Linked DNA regions of Homo sapiens: region 1 is linked to region 2. Evidence: chromatin contacts called from ENCODE Hi-C or POLR2A ChIA-PET data. All regions are on one chromosome and are shown on one strand. The core of a region is the stretch at or near the end of the contact, and the rest is flanking DNA. Distances in the headings are between cores, read along the strand shown. Region 1 overlaps BICC1 (BicC family RNA binding protein 1). Region 2 holds the start of CCEPR (cervical carcinoma expressed PCNA regulatory lncRNA).

The links. Hi-C counts contacts between places; a loop is a spot of excess contacts on that map. ChIA-PET counts read pairs that join two places held with the same protein, here RNA polymerase II (POLR2A).
Region 1: a map of Caco-2 shows a loop between it and region 2 (2.4-fold over the local background). The contact joins the enhancer-like site here to the promoter of CCEPR in region 2. A Hi-C loop is called at or near these places in 1 of 168 maps with a recorded cell type or tissue (Caco-2). POLR2A ChIA-PET finds 5 or more read pairs at or near these places in 1 of 52 experiments (SK-N-SH).

Annotation. Positions count from the first base shown.
Region 1 is chr10:58,643,239-58,650,108 of GRCh38, reverse strand. The region is part of intron 2 of BICC1 (BicC family RNA binding protein 1); the gene reads right to left. Among named protein-coding and RNA genes, the nearest start is that of BICC1, 130 kb to the right of the region's middle. Within about 2 kb of position 4,433, at least 2 of the 41 ENCODE cell types and tissues checked have a DNase peak (open chromatin) inside an H3K27ac peak, as active enhancers do.
Region 2 is chr10:59,173,203-59,179,263 of GRCh38, reverse strand. CCEPR (cervical carcinoma expressed PCNA regulatory lncRNA) reads left to right here and starts at 2,800. Exons shown (of 1, transcript NR_131782.1): 1 at 2,800-5,301. It overlaps PHYHIPL (phytanoyl-CoA 2-hydroxylase interacting protein like), which reads right to left and starts at 2,621. Exons shown (of 5, transcript NM_032439.4): 1 at 2,305-2,621. The coding sequence starts at 2,410.

The DNA of each region.
Region 1 (6,870 bases), core at 3,184-5,683, 530 kb after region 2:
ACTAGCATCGTTAATGTAAGAGAAAACAAGACAAAATGATAAGGTTATATTACATATAAGTATTGTTTCATGAAATGTTGTTTCATTATTTTTATGTAGCTACGTAGTGAGTCAAGTAGTGGGTCAATATATTTCTTACGGTTATATTCAAAAAAATATTTGAAAGTGATTTATCTCAATATTGGGTGGTAGGGCAGTACAAGTACAATGTGGTAGTGATAGCATGGTCTTGGAAGCCAGACCCCCTGAATCCAAATCCTAGGTAACAAACCTTTCTGTGCCTTAGTTCCTATACATGCAAAAGAACAACAGTAGAACCTATGTAATCCCATGTTGCTAGAAGGATTAGATGAGCCAATATCTGGAAAGCCCATGGAATAGTACCAATAGAGATTAGCTATTCAGAGGAAAAAGGGATCAAAGAAAAAGCAAATATCTCCTTACTTACCTGGATGCAGTCACAATTCTCTTTCCACTGCTTCCCAGTGCTTCTCTAATATTAACTGGCTGCTGACAGCCTCCACAGGTGCAGCTCTCTCGTGGGAGTTGAAGAGTTTTTTTTAAAAGACACCCATGAGGGTTCCCATTGCATACTTCACTAACATGAGAAAATCGGTATCTCCCATGTCTCCTTACCCTCTGATACCAGCAGAATATCTGATGGTCTCTAGTTGCTGGGCTTTACTAACCTAGCAGGCAGGCTTCGTGGGTGGGTTATCAGAGAGAGAGCACAAGCCCAGCTTCATTCAGTGATACCTACTTGACTTATGCTACACTGCGGGAGAGTTTCTCCCCAATTCTCTCTTCAAGTCTCTTTTCATAGGCATTGGGGCACATCAACAAGTCTGTCACTTAAGCAGTTGTGCAACCAGGGAAAGAAACTCTGGCCTCCTCCTCTTGTAGACATGCCCAATATTTAAGAGAGATTTCCTTGGAAAGTTCTTTCTCCCAAGAGATCATCTACTCGCCTTTATGGGGCCTACCCATTTCCCACCACTTTTATCACCAATGACTTTGTACTTCTTTCTTCTCTCTTTAATCTTCTTATTGGGGAGAAGGTGTTCAGGGTAGTAGGGTGGTTTGTAATAGTGGCTGTTGTTATTAGAGAAGTTTCTGCCACCTCTCATTAAGTGTGAAGGAGAAGTGTATGCCTTCAAGTGTTGGCAGATCTTTCAAAGCACTCTTCAGAATGCCAGGGCCACATGGCTCTCCATTCTGAATCTTAGTTGCCAATTATGGGATAACAAGCAAGGTCCTACTCAAATCATGTGATACTAACATGCATAGTGCAACTATCAAGAGAAAATGAAAAAGCAGAAAGGAAAGAGAAAAGCAGAGTGATCAGGAGTCATCATGATTAAGATAAAAGACAGGAGTAGCAAGTAGCATTATGGTCAAACAACAGAGAGGATTTCCAACAGTGTAGAGGCATTCTGTACCTTAGCGTTCTGATGCCTAAAGATATGAGATCCTCTGTGTGTGTCTCTGTAAGAGAGAAAGAGAGAGAGAAAGAGAGAGAGAGAGGCACTAAACATACCATTGTTCCCTCCATATCATAGCCTTTGAAAGCAACAGACATATTTATAGGAATACACTAAGTCCGAGTGGAGTGGCCAGCATACAAGAGTATTCTACATGCCAGAGAACATAACTCTGTGTATAATAAATGCCTTTTTTGGCTTAGATTCAAAAGCCTCTCTGGCAAAGGACAGAGAGAAATGACATTTAACATAGGTGAACACAAAAAACACTGAAGGATCAGTACAAGGGTGAAGCACTGAGTTGTGTACAATCTGTTACATATGAGAACACAGTTCAAAGAGGGCAGTTGTGAAAATATTTTTATATATAACAGCATCTACAGCTGCAAAACACTACACCCTCCTAAAGCAGACGGCTTCAGCCATGCTCTACCGGAGGAGACAGTCTTGGTCAAAAGAGCAGACACTGCCCTTACTTATGCCTAATGGCCTGCTAGAAAAGCAAAGCATTTTTTTTTAAATGCAGTTGATTGTGTCATGTGTATTTCCGAAAATCTTTTCTAATTAAAGTAAGGCAAGAAACCACCAGATCAAGTTAAGACAATAACTTAGCATGTCATAAAGGTAGAAAAAAATATGTGGTTTCTGGAAAATGCATTACTAATGCAGTGTATTCTCCAACAGTTTACAACACTTACAAAATCAGTAGATGATGGACCATGCTTATCAACTTTCTCTGTAATTCTGGTCACAGCTAAACACTGAAGGAAGCTGGAGAAAAATTCAGCTAGTTTCATGTTTGCAGAGCCATGCTTCCTTTACGTGATTATACACATTTTTTTTTTTTTCTGAGAAAGCCCTCTTCAAATCCCTTAAGCACACATTCTTGCAATGGTGCAGGGTAGCTCTTTAAACCCCATCAAAAAGATTGAAAAGTAGCTATGAGCAGCCAAAGAGGGTTCTGGGATTTGGAAAAGTCTTATATTTCAATGTGCTGACAAGTGAAAAGACACAGGTTATCGTGAAGATGATGGTTTTTAGGAGTGTGGAAAAATCACCTTGGGGAAAAAAATCACTCACTCTTTGATACTGTAACCACTATGATTCATTTCTCTGGATTCCAGATAAGTAGCATTTTATGGTATTAAAATGCTTCTGAAACTCATGAATTATCTTTAAGTTCTTCCAAACTTCTGAAATAAGCTAAAGGCCAAAGATTTTTGGTTCTCCAAAGCAGCGAAGTTATTTTGACATTCATGCTCTTTCCTAAAATAATACACTTTCAATGTTTTATGAACTAAATTTCTTACAGTAGAAATTTGGAATATTCTGTTTTCAATAGTTACTATAGGCAAATAGTGAATGTTTAATGCTACTTTTCTTACTAAATAAAACAATGATATTTTTTGATGTGAGACTATAACTAAAAAGGATTTTGTAAATCTGTATTTACGAACAAGAAAAGTTGATGGTTAGAAAAAAACAGAATACAGACTAGTTTACAGAGTAAATGACAATTAAATTAAAGTGGTATATGCAGGTATATCTACCATAGGAAGATGATTAGAAAGATGCTTCCAAAATGTATAACAGTATCTTTGGGGAGAGAATTTGGCTGTTCTTTACTTCCTGCTGTGGATTTTTCTGTAATTTTTTTCTTTCTATAAGTATATACCATTTTTACTTAAAAACAGAAAGGAAAGAAAGAGAGAAAGAAGGAAAAAGGCTATGTTTCCAAATAGAATATTAACCTACGAAAAGAAATACCTTCTGTTGTATTTAAAACTAGCATGTCAACCCCCTAAAATTGACTGTAGTATTTAATTTAAAAAAAATCAGGAACAGGCAAGAAAGAAAGAACATATATCTCCCAACTACAGCACTACCTACTTGTTAACATTTTTCACAAGAATCTCCATGGCCTAAAATAAAATTGTTTCTCCCGTCATTTCGGCTATGAGTTTCCTAAGAAGTTCTATACAGGAGGCACAGAGATATCATGCTAGTCTCAATCAAAATGTTCCAGACACATGAGACTAAATATAAAGGGTTAATAGTAATAAGAGGTTATACATGCAGAAGGAAATCCATACCCTCATTTTTAGGTAATGAATATCCAAATACAATGCAGACAGCCTGCAAGACCCTAAAACCTTTTTTAAAGAATATATGATAGTCATAACTTACTAGAAAATATGGTAAAACTGTTACTATATTATGGAGACTTTTAGCCCAAACAAATAGGTCATTTACTACCACTACAAGTCAGGATAAATATTTTGCAATCTTATCCCAGCTGTGCATGCTTACTCTATGTGGAAGGAAAATTATATTTATTAGCACTTTGCCCCAATATGATCAACGCATTTAAAAGATGCTGACTTTTAAACTGTTAGCCTTCAAAATTAGTCTGCATTTCCCATCTATTAGTAAATGGCATAATACTATTCTTAGGAAAAGCTGGCCTGGACAAGTAGTGGAAAACAAAAACGAATGAACAAACAAAAAATAAGGAAATGGACAGATCTATGGTTAAACAGTTCTTCAGGAAAAAAAAAAAAAAGCATTGCAAATCTAATTGCTATTCCAGAAAAACAAGGGTTTCTTCAGTTTCTCTGGCATTGTTCCAAATTCATCCAGCAAAGTTATTTAAGTAAAGGACTGACCATAACTGCGTATGTGAGGGTTCTGTTCATTTGCCAGAGGAAAGAGAAAGATACAATAAGCATAAACTCAGCAGGAAAATTCAGTGATCAGAAAGGAGAACACCAAATAAAAAGGCAACTGCTTCTGGCAAGATGGAGTTGTTTTCTTTATATAGTTTCTATTCAACTTCAAGGCAGTTCAAATGATCTGCCCACAATCTTGGACAATGTGCCTTCGTTTAAAGTTAGTCAACTGGCCTCCTGGCGAAGAAAATTTAACTTCATGACTGCCGCAAAATGCCAATGGGACTGCTGGCAGAAGTATTCTGTATTTCGAGTTCAAATAGTAATAGGGTTTACTACACTGCGAGCCAGGATCACAAAATATAAATGGAGAAACCAGCCAGGTTAGATGCTTGGGAAATGTCTTTTGTGTTTGTTGAAGTCTGCCTAGCAACTACTGGCAATTTTTGAAAGCACGTTCATCCTGGAAAAATAAATACCTGCCAAAATGCCAATCTGGTTCTAATTGCATACCTTTTCCCTCTTTTTTTTTTTTTTTTTTTTTTTTTTTTTGAGATGGAGTCTCGCTCTGTCGCCCAGGCTGGAGCGCAGTGGCGCGATCTCGGCTCACTGCAAGCTCCGCCTCCCGGGTTCACCATTCTCCTGCCTCAGCCTCCCGAGTAGCTGGGACTACAGGCGCCCACCACCACACCCAGCTAATTTTTTGTATTTTTAATAGAGACAAAGTTTCACCGAGTTAGTCAGGATGGTCTCGATCTCCTGACCTCGTGATCCACCCACCTCGGTCTCCCAAAGTGCTGGGATTACAGGCGTGAGCCACCGCGCCTGGCCACCTTTTCCCTCTTTAAAACATATCATGAGCTTCCCTACTTTGACCTAGGGTACTACAAAGTGTAAGAAAGAGGGTGTGTATTGGTGGGGCGGGGAGTTCTTTCTGTCCATATAAAGAAAATTTTTTTTGTTTAGACACAGACTAAACCTTTTAGAATGTGAACATAATACTATTTGATGACCTTTTATTGTTATTAAGAACCGGTATTTAAAAGTAACCCCAGCTCTGACTTAAAATATATATAGGCATACTTTTGAACATAAACTTAAAAAATCAAAATGATAGGCAAAATCTATCACTGCTTTTAACTTAAATTTTTAATCAAAAAGGCACAGTAGAAATATTATGAGATTTCAAATAACTTTACATGAAAGGTTATTTTTTTCTTTTTATAAGCTTGCCCTTCCTGACAACGTTGGCCAAATTAAATTCAATTCAATTTTCGAAGCTTAAGAACATTTAAAAAGTTAAAACAAGAAAATACTTATCCTTATCTAGTTTTTTCGATCACTCTAACGTGGCCCTAGATGTACAATTCCATGGAGCCTAAAGGGAGCCAGCTGTGGAATTGCCACAAGGCACGTATAGGATACACATGCCTTAAACAAAAACCAGAGACTTCCCAGGCACGGGGACGGGTGGAGTTCTGTTTCTGTGCTGCACAGACTAACAGGAGAAAAGGATCGATTGTTTTAGGGAGTTGACTCAAAAGAGCTAAACTGTCTTCCTTACACAACTTCTGGGTCTCAGGTAGAAGAATCGGGGCCAGGCACACAGGGAGTGGTAGCCAGGCAAACCTGGCCAAGTCAGTCAAAGTCTTTGAGCCAATTTTCTTTCTCTAAAATAAGAATAAAGCCACGCGGTTTCCCTGAGAATTGAGAGATCTCTTCTGTAGCAAGTGCCCTAGTATGATGCTTAAAACATTATAGGTACTTGGGAAAGAGTAGCTATGTGTTGTAACTGGTGCTACTGTAATAATTATTAGCAATAATAATATTCTAAAGGCCAGATAACCACCTTATCTAACTCAGCTGGGAGAAATTCATGGAGGACTGACAGGTATATATCTCATCGTAGATATTCCAAAAAAATTTCTAACTTTTTTAGAACTGATTTAAGTCATATTAGCACACAATAGAAAGCAAACTATATTATTTCCTATACTGACACATAACAGGAAACAACCATATTTCAGCAGGGTAGGTGCTGTTGAGGACATATTCTGCCAGACACACACTGCAGTGTCTCATTAGGTAATTAACAGAAGCTCCTCCAAGGTTCCTGTAGCAATAAAGCCTGTGATCTTCCAGAGCCACTAATTTATTTTTAATCTCATGGACCTTGTGGTTCTCCTAAATGGTCAGGCTTCCTTTTCTGCTGTGGCCATGGAGGAAGCTCAGATCCTGTTGGTGTGTGTTGTGTACAAATCTTATTGTTCCTCCTCTCAAATTATTTTCCAACACTTATTTTCCCTTCACAACAATTTCCTCTTCTATTTATTTTTCAGTCTGTATTACTAAATGTAAATTGTTAAGCCACTTCAAACCCCTTTTTGGAACAAAGGATAAAATAATGTACTGTAAGTCCTGACCATTCTGCTATTCAGAATTCACTCTAAAAATACAAGAATTCTATCATTCAACCTAGCCCAGCCAAGCTCACATTTAGAGGTAGCTAAAAGATTTCTCTGATGGACAGGTGGTGATTGACAACTAAAGAGGAACTTTCTTCAGAGAATACCTGGGAAATTTGACAAAATTCAATGCAAAGGAAGAAGATAGCAAAGAGCTCTGTAATCAGAACAAGGCCATCAAATCACTGAATGTAGCCAAATGCTCTTGGACACATACAGCTGTCACATAAGCAAGAGTATTATCCCTCTCTTGAA
Region 2 (6,061 bases), core at 1,551-4,050:
AGCAACTAGCTGAAAATCTCTCAATACAAAATGATGCTAAGTAAGGTCTGTTTGACAAATTTAATGCAACATTTCATATGCTGTTCTATTAAAAACAAACGACATTATTCCCCCTAAATTATCCCTTTGAAGCCAACCAAGTTAATATTTTTGGAATTGACATGTAAGATAGGATAACAAAATAAGTTAAGCATTTAACAACATCTCTAAACAAAGTATTTCCAAATTTTATACATCTTCTAGTAGAAGAGTTAGCTCTTTGTATTTGTTGGTGTATACTATTTTATAAAATAAAACCCTATTTAATTAGTCTATGTAAATTACTTGGAAGTCTGCAAATAGTAATTTTCATAGATGTTACTTAGTGCCAGCACCCTCCCCAAAATTAAATGTTACATAATTTGTTCATTTTGTGGGATTCCTAATTTGAAAAGAAACAACTAAAAAATAATACCAGAATAAAATAGCTACTCCTCTAGGGGATCACAGTAAATACAGCATTATTTTTTGCACTCTCTTAACTCTGTGAACTTCATTAAAAAGTTTAAATTTTCCCTAATATCTTTGAAACACGTGGTAAATGCGGTTTTAAGTATTGAGATTACTGGGTTCTGAAGAGCAACAATGAATGCCTAATTCCATTGAGTACAAGAATGAGCTTTTGCTTTATCATTGCAATAAATAAAAATGAAGTCTACTTTTATTAGTCTTGTGTTTCTCTCAACCCTAAGAAAATAAAAATATTTACAACTTGCAATGGTTACATTACAAAAAGTCATTTCATAAAAGTCTAAACTAAAATCCAAATGACTTCCTATGCGTTATTAAAAATAATCTTTACAGTCTATAATCATGCAAGCTTACATATGGAATACCAAAATGATAAATGTTTTTAGATACCATAAATATGTGCACTTACTACCATGGTGACTAAAACAGTCTAAGAATAAAGGAAATACAAGCTGTCTTTGCAAACGTATTTATTTATTCATATACTACACCTGTATCAGAAATTAAAGTGGTTTTGGTTTCAAAAAGTTTGAATTCTGGTTTCAAAATTATTAAATATAAATTTATATTAATAAATATAAAATTTAGTAATAAACAAATTCGGTGCTTGCTTGATATAAACGTGCTGAATAGCAATGCGTAACCAAGTGATTACCATTTAAATGACTTTGGAAACAAGACCTCTGCTCCCTATTTGGATTAGGCTGATAAATTTTATGACCTTACTGTGAGCGTATTAGTATCTGTACATAACTTTGGTTAAAGACATGTTTTACAATCATTACCTCTATATACAGTTAAACATTAATTTCATTTACAGTCAAAAGTATTTGGGGCCCTCTTAACAACATGTGAACTGTGTTTCCTTTGTCAGATGTAGAATTTTACAATTATTCGGCCAACCAATTACTAATCAAATGATTTCTTTACAAATGAAGTTTTGTACCACATTACTAAAGTAGCAGACTCTAACTAGTCCAGCTAACCCAGAAGCACTGTAACTAACCACACCGCACACAGCACTAGCTTATGTCTTCAACGCTCAGACCTGTATTCAATCAATTTCCTTCCACAGGAGCCTGCCAACTTCAACAACAGAATAAACGATATAATATCAACACGCAATGGTACGTACTCGCCACAAAGTCTGAATCACAGCACATATATTAGGCCAATATTTTCGACAGTCTGACTCAGAGCCCAGGAACCATGAAGATTGTGTCTGTCCTTGGTGCTGAAATGCACTGTTTTTCTGCGCCCTCACTGAAAAACTGTCATCCTAATCCCAATCCAAGAGGCTAAAAAGACTTGTTAATTTGGGGAGTCTGAGGATGGGAGGTTTAAAAAAGAAAATGATAAGTTTCTGGAAGAGAATGCCAACTAGTGTGTGTGTGTTGGGGGAAGGGGGTTGCTAGAAACATCCCGAGGGCATTTCCCCTTCAGTGCCCAGAGACCCAGGAAATCCGGACTGCGGCAAAGATCGGAAACGCCTCGTCGGGGCAGGAGCCGCGAGCGGGAACGTCGCCCTCGTCCGGGCCAGGCGGGCGAAGGCGGCGAAGGGCGCCACGGTTGTGGACGGCTACTTTCCGCGCCAAGGCGCGAGCCCCGGGGTCCTTTTGTTTCTGGGGTGAGGGGAGGGCGGTGGGCGGAGGGTAACCCACATCTGCATTTATTTGCACAGAGGGGACAACAAAAGACCCTGCCGCCCTGGCGAGCGGCGTCGGCGGAGCCAGAGTGGCCCCGGCGCCTCGGCGCGAACTCTGTCCCTTTCCTCGCGGTCCCGGCCGCTCTTACCGTCCCGGTCGCACAGCTGAATGGCCTCCAGGCTGAGGTTTTTGATCACCTCCTCACAGGGGCTGGTGGGGCTGTTGAGGGCATGATCCAGGCGCGGCACCTCCATTTTTCCAACCCACTCTGAAGCCCGCCTGCTTCGTATCCAGGCTCTCTCTGCCGGCCGGGTGGGCAAGAAGAGCGGGAAAGGGAGGGGGAGTGGCAGAGGGAGGGAAGGAGGCCTGGGACGCGGTGATGCGGCGCCGAGGCTGAGGCGCGGGGCTGGAGAGCCGCCGCGAAGGCGACGGCTGTGGCAGGAGCTCCGCGGAGTGTGCGGCTCTGAGAGACCGAGCAGGACCCGGCGCGAGGATGGGAGGCGCGCGCTCCCGGCGGGGAGGGGACGCTGCTCTCGGGGAACGTGATGTATAGGGCTTCGACGCGCGCACGCGCGCGGGAGAACGCGCCCACCTGCTGGCGCGCGGTGGTCCCTCCCCCGCCCTTCTGCGCGCACGCGCCCCCACCTGCCCTCCAGCCACTGCCAAGGCAACCTCGCGCGTGAGGCGTCGGGCGACCGAGCGCGCGGGAAGGGCGAGCGCTATACGCCGCGCGGCTGCCTCGCCCTCTCTCCTGGTGATAGCCATTTGGCGTCTTCTGTCTGCTCTCGGTGCCTGGCGAAGCCCGAGTTGGCCCTGAGGCGTCTGCACGGGGAGGCGAGGGCGAGCATGTTTGTTGTTTACCAAGAATTGGAAAAATAAGGGCCCGGACTCTTCGGACTCTCTGTACGGTATTGGGGTGTGGGAGCCACCTCCTCCCCTGAAGGTCCCAGGATACTCGCTGCCCGCACCCTGCGGGCTCGGCCGGACATTCCTCGGAAACAGCTGCGTCTGTGTGAGAAATGAGCGGATTACCTGAGGCGTGGAGGGGTTTAGAGACAGCATTTTGCCAGTCCACGACACTGAAGCGGGGCAAACGTGGGAACTCCTTACTGCCAGAAAGGTGAGGGAATGAGGAGATGCAGCAAGCCTGCTGAAAAGGCGGCAGACATGCTGCGGGGCCAGCAGCCACGGGACCAGCAGCCACGCAGTCTGCCTTCGCAGCGTAGCTTCATTCATTCATGCGCGTAGCAAATAAGTATTCAATGCTCACCCTATGCCATTGTTCTGGGCGTCAATGAAGGGAGTATAAACAGCACCTGCTCCCATGGATTTGGAAGGAATCTTTGCTACAATAGCTAATGAAGATTGACTTGTGCTTCCTCAAGCTACTCTATAACTTGTATGCCCATTGATTTTAATTGCATTTAAGATTCTGCAGTGCACTTAGTGGATGTGCAAACGTTTTAAACATAAAATAGAGGTCACAGCCTATTGACCTCTGTTCCCGTTTGCTTCTTTGGAAAAGTTTTTAGTTTTGTTGCTATCTTGGGATCAAAAATAGTGTCCCCTCTTTTCTTAATGTGCTTATAAATTAATATAAGTTCCCTTTTATTGATTTTCCATTTCAAACATAAATGTTAACCAACAAGTAACAGTTTACACATAGATGTCTGTATGCTGCTCTTTCTAGTCACATCCATTTAGCTATAACATGATGAAGTCTAATTAATTGAAGCTTCAATAAATGGAAGGACCAGCTTAAAGTAAAATAAGCCTGTGAAAAATCTTGGCACAATTGAAATTTCATAAATATCTGTGAAAGATAATTAGGCATCTTAAAGTGAAAAGTCTTCATTATGAACTTATTAATGAAGATGGATGTTTTTGAAGTTTGAAAGAATTCTTGTCTTAAGGTAGGGGTGTCCCCAAGGAGAGGGTAAATTATTACCTGTCAAAGGATATGACAAGAAAGTACTTACTGGTGAATTTTCTGTGTTCGAAAGCCTGGCTCTGTAGAACTAGAAATTGGTATTGTAAGCCCAACAGTGGGTTCATTTTTTAGAGTAGTCTCAAATTTATAAATCTCAAAAAAAAGGAACTGTGTAAACTAGAATAACAATTTACTGATTTTCAAGTAAGAAATACGACATGCATTTAATTCAAACTCATGCAAATATTTATGAAGCACCTATGTCCAGGACACTGTGCTATGTGTTGAAAATTTGGAGTTCAAATTTATCAAGAAAGATATATATTGAAAAAGTAAAAGTAGGATGGGTGTTAAGAAAGAGGAAGTATGGGAGCTTGTAGAAGCACGCACGAGGTTTATAACCTAGGTTAGATGGTCAGGAAGATCTCCAAAATGATTTTATCTTAAGGGAATGAGAAATTATTAAAAAGGCTTTAAATAGGAAATTAGCATGATCAGATTTGTCGGCTAGAATATTTGTGTAATCGGAAAGGGTAATGTTTCAAGAAGTGTATTAATGTCACTTTCTGGGTATACAACTTAATCAATCCAAGGCACCTTTCTGCTGAGGATTTGGATTCTTGTATAAAAAATACAAAAGAAATATTTACTTTTTAACTTTCGATATTAAATATAGGATTTTTTAAATCGAGTTTTTAGGCTTCAAATCGAGGCATTGTCAAGACATAAAATGTAAATTTGTTTATGGTTCAACATATCAAGGCTAGGCCTGGTGGACCAAATGATAGGGTTTCTCCCATAGTAAAGACAAGGTATCTTAGTCCAGTATGAAGGATTTAGTCAGAGATTGATATAAGGAAGGTGGTGGCTATGAAGTAGGTAAAGTAGAAGAAAATCCTATTCTCTTTGGCTTGGAGAATTACGGGAAAGGGGTAGAAGAGCTCAAGAAAGACACCAGAAACATTTTTACTGTTCCCACCCTGAAGATGTAGGGTGAGGGGTTGTGGCTTTAGAAATATCCAGATTGGTGTGGGAAAACTCAAGGACAGAGAAATTACTTTCCCAATTCTCAGATATCTGGGAAGATATCAGGCTGAGCAGGAACCACATTCCAGTAACCTTGAACAGGGCGGAGACAGGGTAGGCATTGACTTTCCAGAGTGCTGTAAGTTTCTATGTACTGTTGAGACTCAGAAAACAATACTCCCCTCCTCCCCAAAAAAAAAAAAAAAAAAAAAAAAAAAAAAAAAAAAAAACCTCAGAAGTAAAAGTTTTTCCTCTCATCTTCTGACCTTCAGCCTCTCAGTCTCATTTTCCCCTGAGGCTAGCTATAAGAAACTAGAATCCCTGTTCCCCAACGTGGGTTATAGAAACCACAATTCCTTTTCCCCAAAGCCAGCCATAAAATCTGAAAATATTACTCTAATTTTTCTTCTGCTTTTCTGTGTAAAAACTGGCCATAAAGAAATTATCTTACCTACCTTGTTTAACTGAAGGTCATAAGATCCTCATTCCAGAGAGGGCCCTGCCACATAGCCAAAAGGAAGAAGTGCATGCTCAGACAGGTCAAGAAGAATCTAGACAGACAGGCCTTTCTGGGTTTCCCTACTCAATCTATTAGTATTAGGTCATATCCCTTTTGTCCAGTCATATTTCTTCATGACTGTTCATACCTTGTTGAACCTAAGGATTAAAATGGTCAATTTTCCCTGTGTCTTTGGTCTTCATTCTGAAGGCTTATGTTGGAAATGTGGTGTTCAAATTTCATGTAAAGCTATGATCAAATAAATTTGTATGCCTTTTCTCCTCTTCATCTGCCTCTTGTCAGTAATTTTCACCTAACCTTCAGAGGGCTAAGCGGAAGTGTTCTCTTGGCTCCAACAGTACTCAGAACGTGGTTGAGTTGAGAGCTATCCAATCTTCCCTGAAGTTTTTTGTTAAAAGAGCAAGGTGACACTTTAGCAAAGGCTATGGA